Linked DNA regions of Mus musculus: region 2 is linked to region 1. A link is a contact called in ENCODE Hi-C or POLR2A ChIA-PET data. All regions are on one chromosome and are shown on one strand. The core of a region is the stretch at or near the end of the contact, and the rest is flanking DNA. Distances in the headings are between cores, read along the strand shown.

Evidence for each region. Hi-C counts contacts between places; a loop is a spot of excess contacts on that map. ChIA-PET counts read pairs that join two places held with the same protein, here RNA polymerase II (POLR2A).
Region 2: a map of gastrocnemius shows a loop between it and region 1 (2.1-fold over the local background). The contact joins the promoter of Sh3glb2 here to the promoter of Nup188 in region 1. A Hi-C loop is called at or near these places in 1 of 37 maps with a recorded cell type or tissue (gastrocnemius). POLR2A ChIA-PET finds 5 or more read pairs at or near these places in 3 of 5 experiments (Patski and embryonic stem cell).

What each region holds. Positions count from the first base shown.
Region 1 is chr2:30,285,164-30,291,192 of GRCm38, reverse strand. It overlaps Nup188 (nucleoporin 188), which reads right to left and starts at 4,777. Exons shown (of 44, transcript NM_198304.3): 1 at 4,723-4,777. The coding sequence starts at 4,754. It overlaps Dolk (dolichol kinase), which reads left to right and starts at 4,839. Exons shown (of 1, transcript NM_177648.3): 1 at 4,839-6,029. The coding sequence starts at 5,162.
Region 2 is chr2:30,354,800-30,360,887 of GRCm38, reverse strand. It overlaps Sh3glb2 (SH3-domain GRB2-like endophilin B2), which reads left to right and starts at 1,572. Exons shown (of 12, transcript NM_001289709.1): 1 at 1,572-1,745; 2 at 5,486-5,627; 3 at 5,907-6,035. The coding sequence starts at 1,683.

The DNA.
Region 1 (6,029 bases), core at 3,528-6,027:
TACTTACATGTAATAAAATAAATAAATAAAAAAACAAAACAAAAAAAACCACCAAGAGGCAGGATGGAAGAGGAAATGGTACATTATGAAGAATAGAATCGTTATTGAATTAAGTGTTAATGGTCCCTACACCCTGCACTTGTCTGTGAATGATGGAGATGAGACCCTGTAAATTGATCTAAAACTTGATTCTGCTTACAAGCTGGGAAGGCACAGTTACAGGGCATGTTCCTCTGGGCACAACATGCCCTCCATCAGAAAGGGAGGCTTAGAAGGCATAGGAGGAAACCATGATCACAAGGGGTCACTTGTCAGGGAGGGCCCCTACCCAACAGTTGCTGGGGTAGACCCTGACTAGCTACAGTGCCTGGAGAAGAGCTGTGCTGCAGCCTTCAGTTGTCACCCTGATGAGGTGGGCTTTCTGCTGATGCAGCTACTGTATCAAACTGCTTGATACAGAGTTACTCTGTGTAGCCCTGGCTATCCTGTAATTTACTTTGAAGACCAGGCTTGCCTTGAATTTAAGAGATCCGTCTGTCTCTGCCTCCTAAGAGCTAGGATTAAAGCCGTGTGCCACCACACCTGGCTTTGAAGAGGATTCTGCATTATCCCAGGACCTTGTAAGTAATCTTACACCCACCACTGGTACCCTCAGAGCTTTGGTCTTATGTGGCTCCCCTTCTCGCCGAGTAGAGGTGTATGTGTTGCATCTCCCCAGGAAAAGTCTGTCACACAACAGCATATTACATAATCTGCCAAAAGGAAGCACTATAGGCTGACACAATGACAGACCCCAGAGAGACACACACCGACATGCCGGAATCAGAGGGTGCTAGAAACTACCTCAAGAAGAAAGACTCCCACCCACAGGCAAGGGAAGGATGTGCAGACAGAACGAACGAGGCTGGTGCTTGCTCGCAAAGGCCAACCGAAAGGCTCAGAAAGGAAACAGCTCCTGCCTTTATCCTGCGGGGACCACATCTGAACTACGTGCACAGGAGAGAACCTAAAGCACTGAAATCAAGGATGCAGCTTCAAAGGTCAGATTCTTAAAAATATACTGACTGGGCCTGCAAGGTGGTGCAGCTCTTGCCGCAAAAGCCTTGCAAGCTTTTCTTAACCCCAGAGCACACAGACAGCTGACTTAGATGTGTCCCCTGGTCACCTGCCATGGTATCACACTCATGCTCCCTTACACAGAGACACACACTAATTTTTTTTTTTTAAAGATTTGTTTATTTATTATATGTAAGTACACGGTAGCTATCTTCAGGCACACCAGAAGAGGGCGTCAAATCTCATTACGGATGGCTGTGAGCCACCATGTGGTTGCTGGGATTTGAACTCAGGACCTTTGGAAGAGCAGTCAGTGCTCTTACCCGCTGAGCCATCTCCCCAGCCCGACACACACTAATTTTGTTTTTGTTTTTGTTTTTGTTTTTTTGATGGACTAACAAGATTACTCAATGGGTAAAGGTTACCCATTTGCTTACCACTAAGCCTGAAGAATTAAATCTCCAGGACCCCCCCACACAGTGAAAGGAAAAAACAAATTCTGGCAGGTTGTCCCTGACCTTCACATGCACTCCTTAGCAAACACACAACAACATACATACAATAAATACATAGGTGTAAAAATAAACAAACAGGGGCTGGAGAGATGGCTCAGCGGCGGTTAGGGGCTGACTGTTCTTCCAAAGGTCCTGAGTTCAAATCCCAGCAACCACATGGTGGCTCACAGCCATCTGTAGTGAGATCTGCCGCCCTCTTTTGGTGTGTCTGAAGACAGCTACAGTGTACTTACATATAACAATAAATAAATTTTAAAAAAACCATATAGATCATTAATCTAAAGTTCTAGGAAACAATATAGAACTTTATTTTATTTCTAAGAGGCAAAGGGCCAGCTTTGGCTCAGTGGACACAAATACTTGCTAATCCTACTCAAGCCTGGAGACCTGAACTCAACCCTTGAACCCACACTAAGATGAAAGGAGAGGCTGTGAGGTGGTGGTGCACACAGTTAACCCCAGCACTTGTGAGGCAGAGGCAGGCAGATCTCAGTGAGTTCAAGGCCAGCTCAGTCTACAGAGTGAGGTCCAAGATAGCCAACGCTACCCACAGAAACCCTGTCTTGAATCTTGAAAAACCAGAAACTATGGAAGGAGAGAACAGAATTTTGGGGGCTATTCTCTGACACACACACACACCATGGCAGAAAGAAAGAAAGAAAGAAAGAAAGAAAGAAAGAAAGAAAGAAAGAAAGAAAGAAAGAAAGGCAGGCGGGCGCGGGGGAGATGAGTGCTATTAAATAGGACCAGAAGCCAGGCAGTGGTGGTGCACACCTTTAATCCCAGCACTCGGGAGGCAGAGGCAGGTGGATTTCTGAGTTTCAGGCCAGCCTGGTCTATAGAGTGAGTTCCAGGACAGCCAGGGCTACACAGAGAAACCCTGTCTCGAAAAACCAAAAAAAAAAAAAAAAAAAAAAAAAAAAAAAAGAGGACCAGAGTTTGGTTCCCAGCACCCACATTTAGCAGCTCACAACTGCCTGTAACTCCAGTTCTAGAAAATCAACACCTTCTTCTGGCCTCTGTGGCCACAAGCACACCTGGTGCACATAAATTCTTGCTGACGCACACGCACATACATAAATAAAATAAAATTTAAAAATAAGTAAAGCATATTGGACACTGAACATCCCCCCCTTAGAGACATCCATCTGGGTGAAACTTTGGGGCGGGAGGGGCTACACTTGGCTGCTCGCAAAGAGAATCCAGGTTCAATTTCCAGCACCACAAGGTAACTTACAACCTTCTGTAACTCAGATCCAGGGCACTACACAAAGGTGATACACAGACAGACAGACAGACAGGAAAAATACTCATAGACATGGAAACAATAAATAAAATGTTCAAGAAAAAACATTTGAAAGACTTTTGGATGGAAAATAACCCTGAGCTACCTGAGTTATTCTCATGACTACAGTCTGTCTGAGAGGCAGTTATAGTCTACACAGAAACTAACGCTGCCACTGTCTACCTGTTCACCTGTGCACAAAGATGAAAAGGATTCCCATTTGGAAAAGTAGGAGCTCAAAATGGTCAGGTGACTTCTAAGACTAACCACAAAAAAGCACTAGGTACAAAAACCAGGATGGACGGTTTCTTGCCCCAGGTCTCAAGCTTTTCAAATACAGCCCTCTACTCCCAACTGCTAAGAAGCATGCTTTTCAGCACTAAAAGGCACTGTCCTGACAGAGCAAGGCAGCACCTAGAACCCTACTGCTAGGCGCCCGGGCCACAGGTTGTGACTCAATACTAGAGGGCTTGCCTAGCATTCCTGAGGCCCTGGGTTTGACCCCTAGGACCTCAAAACAAAAGTAAAATGAAAACCCTAGAGTCAGTTAAAGTCCTCCCTCAACGATGGGTTTGCTAAGTTCCACAGAAAGCTCAAAGCCTGCTGGCAAGCCAAAACTTTCCTTTCCTTTTGAAAAAATTCATTTTTTTACAGTTTTCATACAAGTATTTATCCATAGCTGTGGATACAAGGTCTGGCATGAAACAAACCGGCCCTTGCAAGGACCACACTTTATCCACAGGAAACTCCAAAGAAAATGTTACCCCTGGAAGGTGAAGAGGCTAATGGAGAGAAAGATCAGCAATGTGTGTGATAATTACATGTCTGTCTGGGCGTTTCAGGTTTCCACAGGAAACAAGACCAAATAAAACTGGCAGAGTCAATTCCAGGTGACTGACAGGGAATGTTTACATTTAAGGGGAGGAAGGGCAGTGAAGACCCTTTCTGATCTATAATGTGGATACATACAGAGGTCTGGTTAAGGCTTTAGAGCCTTCCATCTGAAGGCTCACGGGGATTATCTCGAGGGCTGACAAGGGGGGACTGCCTATGTATGAACTGGACTTCTGAGTCCTGTGGAACAGGAGGCGCCTCTCCTAGTCGTGAGAAATGAATGAGGTAAGGCCTGCACGGCACTTTCCCAGGGTCTGGCGCTAGTAAGCGCTCTTTAAAGGCAAGCAGGGCTCGAAATTCATGTCTGTAATTTCCGCACCAAGAAGGCAAAGGCAAGACAACAAGGAGTTCAAGGCCTGCCCGAGAGGCAAGAGACCTTACCTCAAAAAAGAAACAAACAAACAAACAAACAAACAAAAGCACTCTTTTAAGTGAGAACTGTATATTTGTTTCGGGGTAATTCATCTTGTGTCCGAAGCCTGGCACAAAACCCGGAATCGCATGGAAGATGAAGGCATGCCTGCTGATTGCATCAATATCGGCATTAGCCAAAAATAAAAGAAGGCGGGAACTAAGGATGCCCGCGGGAAGAAATCGCGGCGTGGGCAAGGCACACCCGAGGGGGAGCAGGGCGCAGGGACAGCAAGGAAGGGATCGCAGTGGGGTGGGTCTTCCAGGCGACCCCGAAATGTCCCGCAGTGCCTACAGGCAACGTGGTGGAGCAAGCGTGGGTGTATGGGGACTACCGGAGGCTCAGGGACCACGGAGAGAGAAGGGAGAGCGGCAGGCCCGCTCCAAAAGTGTCCTCAGCCCCGCGAGCGGGAACGGTTTGGACCTAACCGCCTCCCCGGCAAGTGTCCGTCCACCCAGCCGGGGCTCGTCTCTGCCACTGCGGCTGAGCCCCGGTCCCAACTCCCGCCCAGCTCCCAGCCCGCGCTTCACGGCCACCCCCTGCCGCGCCCCACTCCGCACCTCACACACGGCCCACCAGCGGCAGCCGCCATCTTCGCGCGCGCGGCCCAGCCCCGCCCCCATGCGCCGTACCCACGTGACTGGGATCCTCCAGCCTGGGGGCGTGGGCTTCCGCCACGTGATGGTGGGCGTGGTCAAGATGGGGCTGTCAAGATGGCGCTGCCCTGGTGCGAGGGGAGTCCGCGGTGGAGGCGGTGGAGACTGTGAGCGGTGAAGAGGGCAAACATCTGCTACACCGTAGGTTGACAGCGGAGGCGGGTGACTGGGCGCCGGCTCCCAGGCCTCAGAGTGGCCCGTGGTGGAACACCCTTTTGGAAGCTGGAGAAGGTTGCTGGCTGGGTGAAATTGCTGCCCCTCTGCTTGGCGGGTTGAGGGCCCCAGAGGCCAAGGCGTCCCTAGTCACCAAACTTCTTCTCCCAAGAGCGCCAGACCTAGAGACATGACCCGACAGTGCCCTCCCCAGGAGTCTGGGGCTGCGCTGAGCGGGTCGGTGCTGGCGGAGGCTGCAGTGGTGTTCGCCGTGGTGTTGAGCATCCACGCTGCAGTGTGGGACCGATACTCCTGGTGCGCGGTGGCCCTCGCGGTGCAGGCCTTCTACGTCCAGTACAAGTGGGACCGGCTGCTCCAGCAGGGCAATGCCGTTTTCCAGTTCCGGATGTCCGCGAACAGCGGCTTACTGCCGGCCTCCATGGTCATGCCTTTGCTTGGGCTAGTCATGAAGGAGCGCTGCCAGACTGCAGGGAACCCATACTTCGAGCGCTTCGGCATTGTGGTTGCAGCTACTGGCATGGCAGTGGCCCTCTTCTCCTCCGTGTTGGCACTGGGCATTACTCGCCCGGTGCCCACCAATACTTGTGCCATCTCTGGTTTGGCTGGAGGCGTTATCATTTATATTATGAGGCACTCGCTCAGTGTAGGCGAGGTGATCGAGGTCCTGGAAGTCCTGCTAATATTTGTTTATCTCAACATGATCCTGCTGTACCTGCTGCCCCGATGCTTCACTCCTGGGGAGGCACTGCTGGTATTGGGTGGCATTAGCTTCGTCCTTAACCAACTCATCAAGCGCTCTCTGACTGAAAGCCAGGGGGACCCAGTGGACTTCTTCCTGTTGGTGGTGGTGGTAGGGATGGTGCTCATGGGTGTCTTTTTCAGCACCCTCTTTGTCTTCATGGATTCAGGCACCTGGGCCTCTTCCATCTTCTTCCACCTCATGACCTGTGTGCTGGGCCTTGGTGTGGTTCTGCCCTGGCTGCACTGGCTCATTCGTAGGAACCCCCTGCTTTGGCTTCTTCAGTTCCTCTTCTACA
Region 2 (6,088 bases), core at 323-2,822, 73 kb before region 1:
GTCAAAAGTCGACAGGCGTGATAAATGAGCTTGCCTTCATTATTCCACTGAAATGGCACACACCCAGTTGTCACTCTGTGCCCTGTGCCTGCTGCATACATAATTTACAGCTAGGAAGCGACACCTGTGATTCCAACAGGAAGATGGAGAAGCCGTGCCCGTCTTCAACTGTGTATTAAGTTTGAGAGCAGCCTGGGCTGCAGGAGAGAGACCTTGCAGCAAAGACCAAACCCAAAACCAAAAAAACCCAAACCAATAAACAACAACAACAAAGCAGGCAAAAGTGCATCGGAGGTCAAGCCCACACACTGTTCTTTCACAGGACCAGAATTTGGTTCCCAGCCTCCGTGTGAGGCTTCTCAAAGCTGCCTTTAATTGCAGCTCTGCCAGATCTGACCCCCTCCTCTGGTCTCTGTAAACATGTGGTGTGTGTTCACATACACACAAATAAAAACAGAAATAAATCTGAAAAGGAGGGAGGGGCTGGAGAGATGGCTTAGCAGTCAAGGGCACTGGCTGCTCTTTCAGAGGTCCTGGGTTCTGTTCCCAGCTCTCAGATGGTGGCTCACAGCCATCTGTAATGTCAGTCCCAGGGGATCCAACACCTTCTTCCGGTGTCTGAGGGCACTACACACATAGAATCCATAGTACATGCAAGCAAAACACCCTTACACATAAACACATTTTAAAAATTAACAAACAAAATAAAAGGAGGCCGGAGAGATGGCTCAGCGAGTCATGGAGCTTGCCCCGAGTTTGATCTTCAGGACTACAGAACTCATATACAAGAAGAAGAGGGGACTCTAGAAAGTTGTTCTCTGATCTCCACATCCATGCTACAGCTTTCTGTGTCCCCTGTCTCACATGCATGTGCTCTCACACGCAAACACACACTCATAATAAAACATAAAATAACATTTAAAAGCAAAAACAGGTTTGGGAAGACAGCTCCATGGTTAAAGAACTTAACTGTACAGCCTTGAGAACCTAAATAAATTAAGTCATGTAAATTCCAGAAGCATGGGCCGCGGGCTCCCATGGCCAGTGTGATGCGAGTATCCCTGCAATGTCATGGTCACGGCGACACCCTGTGCTCATGCACACGCAAGCGAACACACAGACACAAACACAAATATACAGCCACACACAGAGGGGGAAAAAATGAAAACAGGAAAGCAAACAAAAACAAAAACGGGTAGATGTGGTGCACACTTTTAATCCCAGCAGAAGTTTCTGTGAATTGGATGCCAGCCTGGTCTACATTTGGCGTTCTAGGCCAGGAGGGGCCTGGAGAGACCCTGTTTTAAACGAATATATTCCCAACTATTTAAAAAAAAAAAACTAAAATTTGCATAATGAATTACCAAAATAATCAATAGTATAGTGTTACAGTGCATCCGCAGAGACCTCCAGGGTGCACGGAAACCGGTTTAGTAAAACGTTGATTAGAGCGAACAGCCCGCTGGTGGGGCCCGCGGCCGGCAGGGGCAGCAGCGCTCCCCAAAGCCCCGCCCCGCGCGCCTGGCCCCGCCCCGCGCTCGGCTCGGCTCGGCCGCGGACGCGCGCGCGCAGAGGGCGGGCGCAGGCAGCAGGTGGGCGGGGTGCGGCGGGGTGCGTGAGGCGGGGCGGGGGGCTGCCGGCTGCTCTGGGGCCGGCGTGGCGGCCCTGCGTACGGGCGCGCCATGGACTTCAACATGAAGAAGCTGGCGTCGGACGCGGGCATCTTCTTCACTCGGGCGGTGCAGGTGAGGCCTGGCACGACGCCGCTCATGGGGCCCGGATGTGGAGCGCGCCCCGGGCGGGCGGGCAGGCTCTCTGCAGCAGGAGCCCCTTTCCTGCAGCAGCGGCTGTGCGCTCTGGGTACAGCTAGGGCCCCTGTTCTCTTGTCCCCGAGCTGCTCAGGGGAGCTCCCAGCGAGGTCAGCTGCACCCCACTATGGCCCGGAACCCATGGGGGCCTGGGCTCCGGTGCCTGGGCGCCTGGCAGTGCCCGTTTACACTGACAAGTTTGCCCACTGCCCTGGTGCCTGCACAGCCCGGGAGGTGGATGCCCACTGGGTGGTTCAGGCCTCTCTGCACTAGTCTGCCTTCCTCCCCTCCCCCGCCCCAGGCCAGGCTGGCAGGTTGAGGGCCACACAAAAATACCCCAATCTCTTTTGCGAGCCTCAGTCTCCATACCCGTGCAATGGGCAGGTTGGTGCTAATGGTTGCATCCAGTCCCTTTCACACGCTTGGGGAGTCAGGCCGGAAGCCAGGAGTTATTTCCTTTCTGCTCTGCGGGAGGCTTGTTTCCTTTTACTTCCCAGGCCTAAAGGATGTCAGAAGGCTAGGATCTGGCAGGCTCTTTGGGTTCTGTCCAGGCCGGTAATGCTGATATTGGAACAAGTCCTAAACATTTGGTAGAAGAAAGAGAAACTGAGGCGAATTCATGTCTCAGCAAAAGGCTGGAGTCAGGATATGGATGGTAATGCTCCTCATGACCTTGGGGGACAGGAGAGCTTTACTTCAGGGCCTCTGTTTCTCGCTCTGAGAAATGGGGTGAGTGGCCCTCTTTCCTGGGTTGGCTGCAAGTGCAGTTGCTGAGGCTAAGTGCACCTGTGCATCCTGCAGTGACCTTGGACAAGCCATCTGAGCCTCACTCTGCCTTCTGTAAAGCAGGTATGAGGCTCAGCTGGGAGGCCCTGTCTGCTCCAAGGCCGGGGGTGGGGTTCCTGAGGTTTCTGTACCCCTGGTCTAACCCATCTCAGTACCCCAGGAATAAGTTCTGTATGCTGCCCTTGTTGACCTGCTAGGCGCAGCCTCCTCCTCTCCCCCTCAGAGGCCCATGTGGTCGTGTTTACTAGAAAGCACAGGTCTCCCCTGAGGCTGAGTGTCCCAGTGCGGATTGCCACTCCCTGTCCAAGCTTGGTGGGCAACCCCAGCACTAGAGAGAATACGAGGGCCTCTGAGCCTCCTCTGTCTCTTGCATGAGGGGGAAAGCCTGTCCCAGGGTTGGCATGGCAACCACACTATCTCACACATCTGGGAAGAACCTGATCTGCAGCTTTCCTGTCACTGCTGGGTCTTGCCATCTGACCTGGCCAGGCCCACAGAGAGGACTCGGAGGTAGTGGTGGCATACAGCTTCCAGGCCTCACTCTGCCTGATAGGGGCAGGCACACAGGTCACACTGGAGCTGCAGCCAGGGCCCAGGCCCAGGCTGGGGTGGAGGAGGGAGCTGGGAGTGTTATAAATAGAGACTTTCTGTGCTCCACACACCCACCCTCCTGCTGATGCCATTTTGCTGGTAACTGCCTTGGACTGTTTCAGGCACCATCCCCTTCCCCTTTGAAGACAAGGCACTAGGTAGCAGAGGCGGCAGGCACCTGTAGTGTGACCTAGAGACGCGTCTACCATGGGAGGGAGGCATCAGGAAGATGGAGGTGTTCTTTATTACTAAGGTGTAACAGCTCCGATGGGTCAGTGTCCCTGTGCCAGGCACCAGGACACACAAGCACACATTCCCTGTGTGGACCAGTGATAATTTTGAGAGACTCATCTCACCTGCATCCCAAAGGGAGCAAGGCCTCCCCAACTTGAAACCTAAGGACAAGATCCCTTCTCCAAGAGTGATTTTTTTTCAGGGTGGCGTCCCTCATAGAGGGCCCCAGAGTTGTGTCCGAAACAGCCAAAGACTGTGAAGCAGGCGCCAGGGGCAGAGTGGCCTCATCAGGGCAGGGAGGCCACACAGCACGCCAGAGTAGTAGGAATGCTATGCTTGTGGGTGGGTATGGGCGCCACCCTGCTGAGGAGCTTAGCAGTGACAGGTACCATCGCCAGGGCTTCACCCTCACCCAAGTCGAGCAGGAAGCAGTGGGTCAAAGTGGATGCCCAGGGCTCAGGAAAACCCAGTAAACATGTGAACCTGTATGTTTGGCAGCTTCCGCCCCCCCTCCCCCCCCCACTCCATGACACCACGGGGAGACTTTATAAGTGATGACACTGGCTAACACTACCCCTGGGCTGGGTGTGGCTCAGCAGGAGTCTTCTACTCCAGGACATTTGAGGCTCCAGGTTCCATTCCCAGAATTTCCAAAACGAAAACTGTTAAACCCATGCTCTACGCTGGCTGGCTGTTCTGTGAGGTGGGTTTTAGCTGCTTTCCAGGGAGAAACTGAGGCCCAGGGAGCTGCTGCCGCCTCTCTGGTCCTTTTCCTCAGCTGGAAAGTGGGACTCATCACAGCCTCAGAGGGCTGGGTGCTCTGGGAGGGCTGGGACCTGCTAGGATTTGGGTCCTTGGAGAGTTAGGACCACACGAAGGGACGGACAGGAAGGGACTGTGAAGACAGGGAGAGGCTGAGCTGCACAGGGAGCTGAGGGAGGAGGGAGGGTTAGAGGGAGGAGGGAGGCTTAAAGCGGGGAGAAGCCCAGGGCCTGCTGCATAATTGATAGCTACTGAGAGACCTGGTGGCTCCTTGGCCGGCCTCTGTATGATTCATCCCAGGCAGTGGCTCTGCAGAGCCTCCTGCCCCCTAAACCCTGACTCCAGCATAGCCCTTTGCTTGGCCTCAGTGGTCATATCTGTGTAATGGGAAGCTTGACCCTGCTTGCTTCCAATACTGCAGAGACTCTGTGCCCCAGGCTGTACAGTGTGCTCCTTATCTTACACCTGGAGCAGATTTCACCTTTTGCTGCTGGCCAATGACCTGGGGCAAGCCTGGTCACCTGGCTGGAAAAAGCCTTTGCTTGGGGGATATCTGTTCCTGGGCTTTTCGACATTAGATGGCCAGGACTTGGACCAGTTTCCCATTATTCCTAGGTGGCCCACATGGCTCCAGCCAGCTCTGATGGGGGACCCGTGTGACCTGCCAGATTCTGGGTACACTCAGCTGCTGGCTCTGGTGGGCTGGCATTGTTCTCTGTTTGCCACACCCAGAAGCCAAACATTTGGCTTAGCTCCCTCCCCACACTCCCTCCCTAGACACACTGCCCATCAGCAGTGTGTGTATTCACGCTGGGCACAAGCTCAGTTGCCAGCCCCCTCGTGTCTAACCCACATCTCTTCTGTCTTCCCCTCTGTAGCCTATGAGAAGCATTTTTACTATCTGTTTTAAAGGAGAAGCTGAGGCACAGAGAGGCAAAGCCCTCTCTCAGTGTCATAGAGTTCAGTGAACAGAACTGAGGCATGAATAGGGTCTCTGTAAGCTAGAACCTAGATTCTTTCTGTTCTCTGTCCTAGCCCCTCTTTCCCATGGAGACCCTTGCTCTGTGCCCCATCTGTTCCCTAAGGACTTGCTACCAAGTTGCCTCCCTGGTGACCGTTTCCTCAGGGCTCACACTCACTGAAAGCACACATGTTTTTGTGGAGAGAGGGACCAGAGATGCTATGGGGTTTCCAGGAGCCTCAATCCTGACTTAACCACCCCCTCACCCTAGAAAAAGGCAAGCAAGACCCAGGGTGGGTTGTGAGAGGTTCTGACCCAGGCCCTCGCCTGCACTTCTTCCCAGTTCACAGAGGAGAAGTTTGGCCAGGCTGAGAAGACGGAGCTTGACGCCCACTTTGAAAACCTCCTAGCTCGGGCAGACAGCACCAAGAACTGGACAGAGCGGATCCTGAGGCAGACCGAGGTGCTGCTGCAGCCCAACCCCAGTGAGTGGGTGCGGGGCAGAGGCAGGTGGGCACCCATCAGGCTCAGGACCACAGCTACACACCATAAATCCTGTTCAAATAGGGGAGACAAGGAGGTGCTGACTTCAGCTCTGTGAGACTTGGAGCTGTTATTTTATGTCTTTGGGCCTTGGCATCCTGGAAGTCTTCAGTGCAGATGCTGGGGTGGGGGTAGGGCTGTCCGGGGTGTGTTCTCTCACTGCCTGTCATCTTTGGCTTAGACCAGAGAGCCCTGTGGTTTTGACTGCTATCTCCCTACAGGTGCTCGAGTGGAGGAGTTCCTATATGAGAAGCTGGACAGAAAGGTGCCCTCGAGAGTCACCAATGGGGAGCTGCTGGCTCAGTACATGGCGGAGGCAGCCAGCGAGCTGGGCCCCAGCACTCCCTACGGTGAGTAGACTGTGTGTGGGGCACTCACTGTCTCTAGCTTTTGAAGTTCCACC